Linked DNA regions of Mus musculus: region 2 is linked to region 1. The links are chromatin loops, found by intact Hi-C in ENCODE. Cell type or tissue: left cerebral cortex. All regions are shown on one strand. Links, peaks and the distances in the headings refer to the core of each region. The heading gives the core; the rest is flanking DNA. Region 1 has its middle 17 kb from the start of Col6a4. Region 2 overlaps Col6a5 (collagen, type VI, alpha 5).

What was found. Hi-C counts contacts between places; a loop is a spot of excess contacts. Peaks named below come from ENCODE experiments on the same cell type or tissue, not always from the same donor. Only the 100,000 strongest peaks of a DNase experiment are listed, where the experiment ranks them.
Region 2: it touches region 1 in a loop (2.4-fold over the local background); 5 of 42 quality-filtered maps call a loop at or near these places.

Annotation. Positions count from the first base shown.
Region 1 is chr9:106,110,624-106,115,999 of GRCm38, reverse strand. No RefSeq gene overlaps it. Among named protein-coding and RNA genes, the nearest start is that of Col6a4, 17 kb to the right of the region's middle. In left cerebral cortex, for the core only: a CTCF peak has its summit at 3,017 (motif pointing right); a DNase peak (open chromatin) is centred at 3,021.
Region 2 is chr9:105,867,285-105,872,660 of GRCm38, reverse strand. The region is part of intron 37 of Col6a5 (collagen, type VI, alpha 5); the gene reads left to right. Among named protein-coding and RNA genes, the nearest start is that of Col6a6, 42 kb to the right of the region's middle. In left cerebral cortex, for the core only: no CTCF peak of the experiment used is centred there; DNase peaks (open chromatin) are centred at 2,637 and 2,984.

The DNA.
Region 1 (5,376 bases), core at 313-5,312:
CCTTGTCAATCAGAGGCCTCCCTTCTGAGCCCGGTCCCCTCACCCTCTGCTGCTTTCCTGTCAGTAATTACTGCCTGACAGGGCTGAGTTTGCCTTTGCTCCTCCCGCTCTGGAATGGAAGTGTAGCTAATGATTCTTTTGAAATTGTAAATTGGCAATTTACAGTTGTATAAATTGTTGGGGCTCCAAGCGAGGGGAGGATGTATGGATAAAGTGAGCTAAGCTGGTTACATTGGACACCGCAGAAACTCTTTGTTCTGAGAACATTTGGGTCATTCCACAGTTTTGAAATGTATCTCTCTCTCCTCTCAACTGTTATTCAGTATGAGGCCTGGAAGAACTAAAAACAATAATCCCCTGGCCTGAGATCTGTGCCTTTTGACATCACCTCCAGGTTCCCCTCACTCTCCAGCCTCGGTAACCACCTCGCTACTCTCTGCTTCTTTGAGTTTGAATGCTTCAGACTCCTTGTCTAAGTGTCATTGTCTGGTTTATTTCAGTTAGCAAAATGTCTCCAGTCCCATACAAGTCATTTCAAATGCCAGAGTTATTTACTTGTCCTGCCTCTTCCTGCTCCCTCTGCCCCCTCCTCCTGCCCCTCCTGCCTCCTCTTCTTGCCCCTTCCTGCCCTCTCCTCCTGTCCCCTTCTGCTCCTTCTTCCTGCCCCCTTCTGCTCACTCCCCTTCCTTCTCTTTTCCCCTCCTCTCCTGCTCCATGACTCTCCCTCCTCCTCCTCTCTCCTCCTCCCCTCTCTTCTCACTTCACTCTCACCTCCTCCTGTAAAAATCTTAACATCTACTTATGCACGCGCACATGTGTGTGTGTCTGTGTGTGTGTATGGTGAGGAGCTCAGGGCACAGATTTAAAAAAAATTATTTATTATATGTAAGTATGCTGTAGCTGTCTTCAGACACTCCAGAAAAGAGCATCAGATCTCGTTCTGGGTGGTTGTGAGCCACCATGTGGTTGCTGGGATTTGAACTCAGGACCTTTGGAAGAGCAGTCGGTGCTCTTACCTGCTGAGCCATCTCACCAGCCCAGGCCACAGATTTTAAGAGTTCTACTTTTACAACTTGAGTCCTACGGATTGAACTCATCATGGCTTGGTGGCAATCACCTTTGCCAACCAAGTCAGCTTACCAGCTGTTTTCTTCTTAAAAACAATTTGTAAAATGTACTCATTTATTTAACACACACAAGTGTGTGTGACTGAGTGTGTACATGTGTACCACATGTGTGGAAGCTGCAGAGATAAGGAGTCTCCTGGAACTGTAGTTACCCAGGGTTGTGAGGCTTCAGTAGGTGCTGGGAGTTGAACCCGGGGCCTTTGCAAGAACAGCAATCACTCTGGTTGGGCAGGACTATCCTTTGATCTGAACTGTCATCATTTTCAGGAATTGTGCTGGGCCTGTTGCGATTGTCACAGCCGGACCTGTTGATTATTTACCATCCCGCTTAGAAGGGGGTTGTTGGGAGAGTCAAGGGACCCTCAGCTGAATATCCCACGCAGGTGTATGCAATTTCCCCTTAATTGCATTTGGTCTTGGGGGAAGGGCTAGAGTGGAGAACAGTGAGGGGACACTGGCATCCCTGCTGGATGCAGACCTTCTGGTGCGCCGTTTTAAGGTTATCCACATGCACGGCCATTATCCCACACCTTCCGCTATGTAAGTATGATTGATAAAGTCATTGGTACTTCTGGGTGAGCTTTGGTGGGATTTGGCCTTAGGAGGAGGGGTAGACATTTGTCTCTCTCAGGGAAGGAATTTTAGCAAAAGCTCCTAACTGCTGAGCCACCTCTCAGGCCTCAATGTCCTCCCTTTTAAGGCTGGAAGATATTCCATTGTGCATACATATAGTTTTGTTGTTGGTTTTGGACACAGGTCTGCACTATGTAACCTTTGCTGTCCTGTAACTTACTAGTTTATGGGCAAAGCTAGCCCTGACCTTAGGTAATTTTGTCTCTGCCTCTGGAGTATGAGACTACAGGCTTGTGCTGTCATGTGCCGTTTGGCTAACGATTCCTAAAATGTGACCTCCTGGGCCAGCAGCCTTAGTGGCACCTGGAGCCAGGATGGCAGTGCAGACTCCAAGGTCTCAGAGATCCTGGAAGTGGGGCCCTCTCATCTGTGCTCTAAGAAGGTCACAGGGCTCAGTGATAGAACACCTGCCTAGCACGTGTGAGGCTCTGGATTAAAACCAAGAATCAAAGATGAAACAAACACCCCTGACAGTTCTCCAGGTGACTCTGAGTCACGTAGGCTAGTGAGACTCTGGCAGAGAGCATGGGGGTGGGGGTGGGGCGCACATTTCATTGTTGTTGCATCCTTGGGACGTAGATGCTCAGGGAATATTTGTTGAATGAATGCTGATGTTTATGCAGTGCTTTTCAAGCTAGGATGAACTTTTAAACACTTTAAAAGCATATGCTTGGTTAATCCTTGTGCACTGTGCTGAGTTAGGTCCTAGGGCCATTTCATTTAAAAATTGGGGAACCATAGAGAGACTGGGTGACTAGCTGAAAGTCAAAGCTTAGTCCCCCTTCTGCCTGGTGGTGCAAGATTGGTAGATGACACACTCACATATTCCAAACTTCGGTAAAATGGGAAGGAGTCTGGAAAATTGGCACCAGACAGGGCTGTAGGCAGCTCATAGAGAATAGAAGCAGACATAACTGGTGCATAACACCACTTCCCCTGGGCTTTCAGAGGGAGCAAGATGCACAGATACATGTCTCAGCCTCTCCTTGCTGTTCGTTCTCTGAGGCATCCCGTCTGTTGCTCTGGGCTTGCTGTACTGTGGGGTGGAATGCATGGCAGCTGAAACCCATCTTGTCCTCCTCATAGTCCCAGAATCATCTCCCAGATAGAACACCCATCCCCAGCTTCTTGCGTATAAGGCTCTGCTCTAAGTGAGACACCCGTATTCTTCCAATTTGGAAAAGGAGGAAAGGGGATGTTGGGGGAGACATAGCTATTGCGGGAGGACACGTCTTCTGCTCTGCACAATGTGGCCAGCAGATGGCAGTGTGTCCACATCCTTGCAACTGCATCCAGCTGTCTGAATTCAGGTCCAAGCTCAAATCAGATAAAGAGAGCTTTCCTCTTGCTCCTGGGGAGGCTAGCTCTTCCATTCCAGCTTTTGAATGAGCTTTACCGAGAGGCAGATATCTTTTGTGCTCAGAAGCCCTGGCGAGAAGCTGGAATTTGCTCGAAATTTAGCCTTTATCTTTTGGACTCTGAAAAGGCCTGCTTAGAAAACTCTGCCAGTGGCCTGTGCTGGTTAGATCATAGAGATAGTGCAGCTGCTGAGTCCAATGGCCAGCTGACCTGTTCATCTGGTCAGTACCATCTCATCTACCAGTAAAAGGAAGAAGCAAACAGCTTTTAAAGAGCAAGGAAGACTTCCTTTTGAAAGGATCTTATGATTAGTTTTGACTGGCAGGGTTACCTGAATTTTAACGTTTTATTAATATCCTGGAGTGTAAGGTTTTGTTTTTTTTTGTTTTTTTTTTGGAGACAGGCTTCACATAGTACAGGCTGTCCTGAAACTTGCCATGTATCCCCATGTGGCTTTGAACTCATTATCATCTTCTTCTTCTTCTTCTTCTTCTTCTTCTTCTTCTTCTTCTTCTTCTTCTTCTTCTTCTTCTTCTTCTTCCTCTTCTTCTTCCTCTTCTTCTTCCTCTTCTTCCTCTTCTTCTTCTTCTTCTTCTTCTTCTTCTTCTTCTTCTTCTTCTTCTTCTTCTTCTTCTTCTTCCTCTTCTTCTTCCTCTTCTTCTTCCTCTTCTTCCTCTTCTTCTTCCTCTTCTTCTTCCTTCTTCCTCTTCTTCTTCCTCTTCTTCTTCCTCTTCTTCTTCCTCTTCTTCTTCCTCTTCTTCTTCCTCTTCTTCTTCCTCTTCTTCTTCCTCTTCTTCTTCCTCTTCTTCGTCCTCTTCTTCTTCCTCTTCTTCTTCCTCTTCTTCTTCCTCTTCTTCTTCCTCTTCTTCTTCCTCTTCTTCTTCCTCTTCTTCTTCCTCTTCTTCTTCCTCTTCTTCTTCCTTCTTCTTCTTCTTCTTCTTCCTTCTTCTTCTTCTTCTTCCTTCTTCTTCTTCTTCTTGAGACAGGGTTTCTCTGTATAGCCCTGGCTGTCCTGGAACTCACTTTGTAGACCAGGCTCGCCTTGAACTCAGAAATCCACCTGCCTCTGCCTCCCGAGTGCTGAGATTAAAAGCGTGTGCCACCACACCCGAATTGAACTCATGATCTTCTTGCTTCTGACTCTTGAGTGCTGAGATTATAGACATTCACAACCCTATTTGTCTATGGAATAGTGTTCTGTGCAATGTAGGAGGTTAAGAGAGAGTCAACTGCACAGAACATTTGTTAAGTAAGCTGGTCATTAAGATGGCTGAATGTAGACAAGTAGATGTTAGGGACTCAACTTCTTGCTAAAGAACAAAGTTAAAAATATAGTTCAGGGGCTGGCCAAAGATGGAGTTTCTGTGGCCAGCACCCACCTCGGCCAGCTCATAACCATGTGTACTCTGGCTCCAGGGGATCCCATGCTCTGGCCTTCAAGGGATTTGCGCTCATATGCACACACTCTGACAGATAATTAAAAAATAATGAAAGTAAATTTCAATTTGGCTTTTAAAAACAGATTTATTTATTTAAAACCTACTTGTGTAAGTGCTTGCCTGCATGTATGTATGTGCATGTATGTGTATATGGCTGGTGCTTGCAAAGCCCAGAAGAGGGCATCAGACACCCTGGGACTGAAGTTATAGGTGGTTGTGAGCTACCTTGTGGGTGCTGGGAACTGAGCCCAGGTCCTCTTGAAGAGCAGTTAGTGCTCTCTTAGCTCCATAAAAATAAAACTTAAAAAGCAAGCACGCAAACAAAAACACAGAAGACAAAACAGAAGAGAAATCTGTACCTCCAGTAGTCCCCCAGAACCAATAGGGTAGCATGGATACCAATTTACTTATGATGCTAAGAAGTTTTATCTTTTGTAAACCAAAGGATGTTAAGTTGTATGCTGAGTGGTTTTAGGTCTGAGACAATGAATGGTAAGCCAGTCAAGATAATGGAGTTAAATGGTTCTATTCCCAAGCCTTATCTGTGTTAACTCACTCCAAGGTCATGGTGAATTTATGCTATTGATTAGAACTGTTACTTTCACTGAACAGATGGGGGAGGGGGGAAAGGAACAGGTAGACCAGTTGGCCCAGGATCACAGAGCCTAAAGCAGGAAGAGTTCCTGATCTCAATAAGCTTTCTGTACTTTTTTTCTCTCTGTTATGGTTTCTTCTAAGATTCCCTCCATTTGGCTTGTAGGGAATTTAACTGTAGGCAATGACTGGAACTTTCTTCTCATCTCCACTGGCTAAATTGG
Region 2 (5,376 bases), core at 64-5,063, 240 kb after region 1:
ATGGATATATTTAGCTATGGACCTCTTCTTAAACATGTCATTTGATTCTGACTTTTGCTGCTCCATATTCAACTTGCACATACATGCACTTTAACGTAAATGTGCATTGGATGGCAGAGTTGGCTTCCGAGCCATCCCTGGAATGTCAGTCAGCTCATGTTCTGCATTGCATCAACCTCTGGTCACCTGCACCGTCGACCTGACTGTGGTTGGTGGTGGCTCCGTGGTCACTTATAAATGGTGAAGTACATTCATTTACCAAATCTGAAAACAACATAAATTGCATCATTATTTTGGAGAGTTATTTTCAAATAATTTTGGCGATATAGTTCTGGTGTTTAAAATTTTTTCCAATTTAATTTTTAAAGCTTGCTTATAATAAACCCACCTAGAAACATAAAGCACAGAGTGACTTCATTTAAAACCGGAGGGCACGTGTCTGCAGGTGTTTTGGGTGCAGAGATTCTCGAAGGAGGCAGGGCTTCTCCCCAGGAGGCAGGCCTTTTCTGCCGACTCTTGTTTCTGAGCACAGAATGGTTCGGAAGTGATGTTCTGACGATCTGAGAACCACCTAGAAAAATCAAGGCCAAGAAGACCATTGGGCCTATCCTCAGGGAAAAGAATGAAACCTGTTTTCAAGTTTTGTCTACTTAAACGAGAAGAGGTTCTCCCAGAAAAACACGGGGCGTGTAAGGGTTTCTGTTTCCGCATGACATGTTAATGGCATACAGTGGTGTGCACAAGCTGTGCCTGCCTCCCCTGCTTTCCCGGCCCAGCCCTGGGACCCTGGCCAGTGACCTCACCAGACAGAGGGGAGGAGAGGCCCGGGCTGCGGGTGTGAGATGGAGAGGCGCATAAAGTGCTGCCAAGTCCTCTGCAGATATGCCTGCGAGAACACAGTGGGCTCGTCACTTCTGGGGCTCGTGTGAGTGCGTCTGTAAGTTAGGCCAACAGGCTGCATTTTCTTTTCTTATCGAAGTTCTGAAGAATTTACCATTGCAGGGAGGACTTTCGTAGCCCTAGGAGTTTTCTTCTTGTTTACTTATAAAGATTAAATTTGTGAACACTTTAATTTGTTGTGAGCTTTGCAAACTATTCCATTTTTTTCCTCAAAAACCTCATGGAATTGTTGTGTATTAGCATGGCACTTTGTAGAGAGGAATGGAGTGATGGAGAAGAGCCGGGGTCACTGAATTAAAAACAGGCAGAAATAAGACTCCAGCTCCTAAGACCTGTCCATAACCACCGCTCTGCAATGCCTACTGGAGGAAAAGGAAGGCCGATTTTATTTATGTCATGACATACTTTTAGAAGAAAATATTCCCTCATGGCCTCTGTCAGAGAGAATGCCAATAGACTGAAGACGACTTTCTTCTCATCAGGTCCCTGAGCCTTTCTCGCCCTGGTTAGTGTGTACTTCACTATTTCTTCCCTACCCTGATGTTTGACGACTCCTCCTTCTGAAGGAGTCAGCCATTGGGACAGATTTGGTATAGATTCTGTCTCTACTTCTAGGCTTTCGTTTCTTGGCTAAATCACCGAACGTCTCCAAGCTTAGGTCTGCTTAGGTGTGAATTGGGAGCAGTGGCAACCCCAGTCTCATGCTAAAAGGATATTTTGATGAGAGAAGATATGTGGAGATCTGACCCCAAGGCCTGAAGTGGATGGAATACTTGGTTTAGTATCAGAAAGCAGAAACAGAAAGCATCGCCAGTGCTTTCGAATGTTGGGAAAATGTTGAACTTGAACAATACCAGCGACATGGACCTCTAAGGGCTGGCTCAGTGGTTAAGAGCTCGCTGGCCGACTTGTCAGAGGACTTGGGGTTTGTTCTCAGAATCACATGTTGATTCATAATCATCCTGTTACAAGGGATCTTATACCTTCTTCTGGCCTCTTTGAGCACCAGGCATGCATGTGGTACATAGACATGCACACAGGAACACACACACACATTTTTTAAAAAGAAGGACGTCAGAAATTATTCACATGAATAGAACTCAATACATATATTAGCCTCATAGCTTATAAAAAATAACAAACCCATGACTAAGATGTGAAGTAATGGCACATCCCTTTTAATCCCAGCACTTGGGAGATCTCTGACAGATCTCTGAGTTTGAGGCCAGCCTGGTCTACAGATCAAGTTCTAGGATAGCCAGCGCTACACCAAGAAACACTGTCTTGAAAAGCAAACAAACAATGTAAAAGCAAGACAACAATAACAATAAACCCCAAAAGAGATAAAAAGAAAAGAAAATCCCATGGCTAATTTTGGCACTGGTACATTCCAAGGCAGCCCACTGGATAACTCACAAATGTCAATGAGATTTTCCACAAGTATCATGACAAACAACCATACTGAGTCAGCACACTCGTCCTGTCCAGAGGTCTCATGCCCTACGATGCTCCCTGCTCCCTAAATTTCCCTTCCACACCCCTACTTGGCTCAGTGATGCACATCTTTGATTAAAGTTCGGCTTCTCTCTGGGGAGTACTTCCTAGGAAACCTGATCACATCACTCATTCCATCCAAGTCTTATGCATGGCAGTGAGCCAGATATCACCCCTTTGCCCTTTTAACTCCGTTCTTCCACAGAACTTTAGTTACACTGACATTTGGAGAGAATGTTGAGCATTGCGGCGAGCTGTGTGCAAGTTTTATTTAGGCTCCTGCCAGGTTTTCTTAAAGGAGAGATATTTCCGAAGCCTGAATCTTCCCAAATAACATGAATTTAGACCCAAAATAGAACAATCCTACCTTAGGGTTGGACTAAATTTTGAGTTTTCAAAGCATGGTCATCTATATTTAGTTTCTTTGATTTTTTTTCATGAAAATCTAAGTTCAGAGGGAACCTATTTTTAAGGGTTCCTTGTAGGTGGTTTGTGCCTCTTTAGAAAAGGATTTGTTGCTGGGTGCTTGGAGGAGGGAAATGAGATTTTAGTTTATTTATAAAAAGAAAACTAAAAATGAGATAGTGATATTTCTAAGCATACACGGAATGGCATTTTACTACTCCGGTCAGTCAGTCCTTCCTCTCCTACCATAGCATCTGTGCAATCATGGCCTCTATGTTTATGGAAGTCTGCTGGTTGGCCCCTAAAAAGACGGATAATCGGGCACTGGAAATCAGAGCTGTTGCTGATAACACAGATCATGGTCAGTTAGGTCCAGAACTTCAAACTCCCAAAAGGCAGAAAGCCCATTCTCTTCTCAGTACAGTCAGTCCCTCATGTGCTGGGGCTGTGACCCTCAGAGATGGTTTGCACTGTCAGCAAAGAGCACTACAGGACACACTTCTAATCTGCTGATCAGCAGTTTAATCAGGAATTTCATCTGGACCGTACTCATTAAGAACTTCAAACTGGGTTTCTGGTGGGGAATGAGAGCCCTGTACATTCCAAGCAAGCTTATGAAGTGCCAAATCCTGTTGGTTTCTATAAATGTACTATGAACCTAGTACACGTGTGACCAGTTCTTTATGCTTGGAGAGAAACAATCACCCCACCACACACACACACACACACACACACACACACACATACACACACACATACACACGCACACACTGATCAGTATTTTATAACAGAGCCTCTCAGATAGAATAGAGGGGCCAAATCCGGCATAACCAACAGAAAAGAAATCTCACACAGGTGAGATAACAGTTAAGACAATAGGCTGGAGAGCTGGCTCAGTGGATAAGAGCACTGACTGTTCTTCCAGAGGTCCTGAGTTCAATTCCTACAACCACATGATGGCTCACAACCATCTGTAATAGGATCTGATACCCACTTCTGGTGTGTCTGAAGACAGTGACAGTGTACCGATGTACATAAAATAAGTAAAGAAAAAAAGAAAGACACTGGACTTTAGGAAACTCCTGGGAGATAGAGAAAAGGAGGTGAGTAGCAGAGTCTCTGCTTTCCTCACCTAAGATTCTATGTGGCGTGAGAGAATTTTAGGTGAGCCTCATGAGTTCTCAGAGATGAGGAACGAGCTCTGAAGGCACAGGGAGACAAGGAGCTAAGGTTCATAGGATAGGGGCGAGAGCTGCACAGAGAGAACTCCAGAGATCTGTAGATGCTCTCCCAGCTACGCTGGTGAGTGAGTGCATGCGTGCTTGTGTCCACCCACATGAGCGCACTCTCACAGAGGAGGACACTTGGTGACCTGCTCAACACCTGCTCAAACACTCTTTGCCTGACTTCTTTCAGGATCTCTCAGGGATGGAGCCAGGGTGGCAGCCAGTGAGCCCCAGAAACCTCCTGTCTCTGCACCCCTCAGTGCTGGGGTTACAGGTGCAGTCACAGCCAACCTTTTACCTGGGTGCCGGCACAGCAGGAGCCTTTACCCACTGAGCCTCTTCTCCAGTGCTCAAGTAACATCTGTAGAGAGGAAGACTATCATGTTAGGGGGAACAGTGCACTAGCGAGGAGGTTAAGGGCAGACAGCCTCGATCTGACAACTGGAAAAAATAGCAGGCCACTTGAAACTATAGCAATGGAAATTTCTCAAGTGAAAAAAGTTCAATAATTAGAATAAAAAAATCAGTGAGTCTCCATATTCTCTTAATATCTGAGAGAGAGAGAGAGAGAGAGGAAGAGAGAGAGAGAGAGAATGAGAGAATAAGCGCACGGTAAAGCAACATTATCAGCTAAAGTAAACTATTTGGCACTTCCAGAACATTCCACCCAGGAGCAAAGTGTACATTCTTTTGTAATGCTCATGAAATACTTGCCAAAATAGACCACTGTTGTGTTCATGCATTGGGACAATGTTTGAGAATGTTAAAGGATTCAAGTCATAGCAAGAATATTTTCTGACCCAAATAGAACTAAAGTCAAAATAATTAGCAGAAGGATCTTTGAAATATCCCCAAACCTTTAGAAAATAAATAAAACACTAAAACAATCCATGGCTGAAACAGAGATCAATAAAGAAATCAGAAAGGATTTTGGGAGAAATACAAATGAAACAGACATTCCAGATCTTCCAAGACCCCACTAGAGCATAGAGAATTTTAATATCAAATGCTTATACTGGTGAAAAAACAAAAACAAGAACATGAATAACTTCCAATCAGTCACCTCAATTTCCCTTTTAAGAAGCCAGAAACAGAAAGACAAGCAACCCCAGAGTGGGCAGAAGAAAGCAATAACATTTAAGGACCCAATGAACAAAAAAAAAAGATAAAAGTCAATAAAGCCAAGAGTCAGATCTCTGAGATCAATTAAAACTGATAAAGCTATAGAATCAGACTCTCCAGAAAAGGTAGACACAAATAACCGGTGTTAGCAGAGAGAGGAGGCATCTTCTGTGTTCTACAGCTTTCAAAAGGGTTACAGAACATAATGAGCCACTTTTACATATAAATT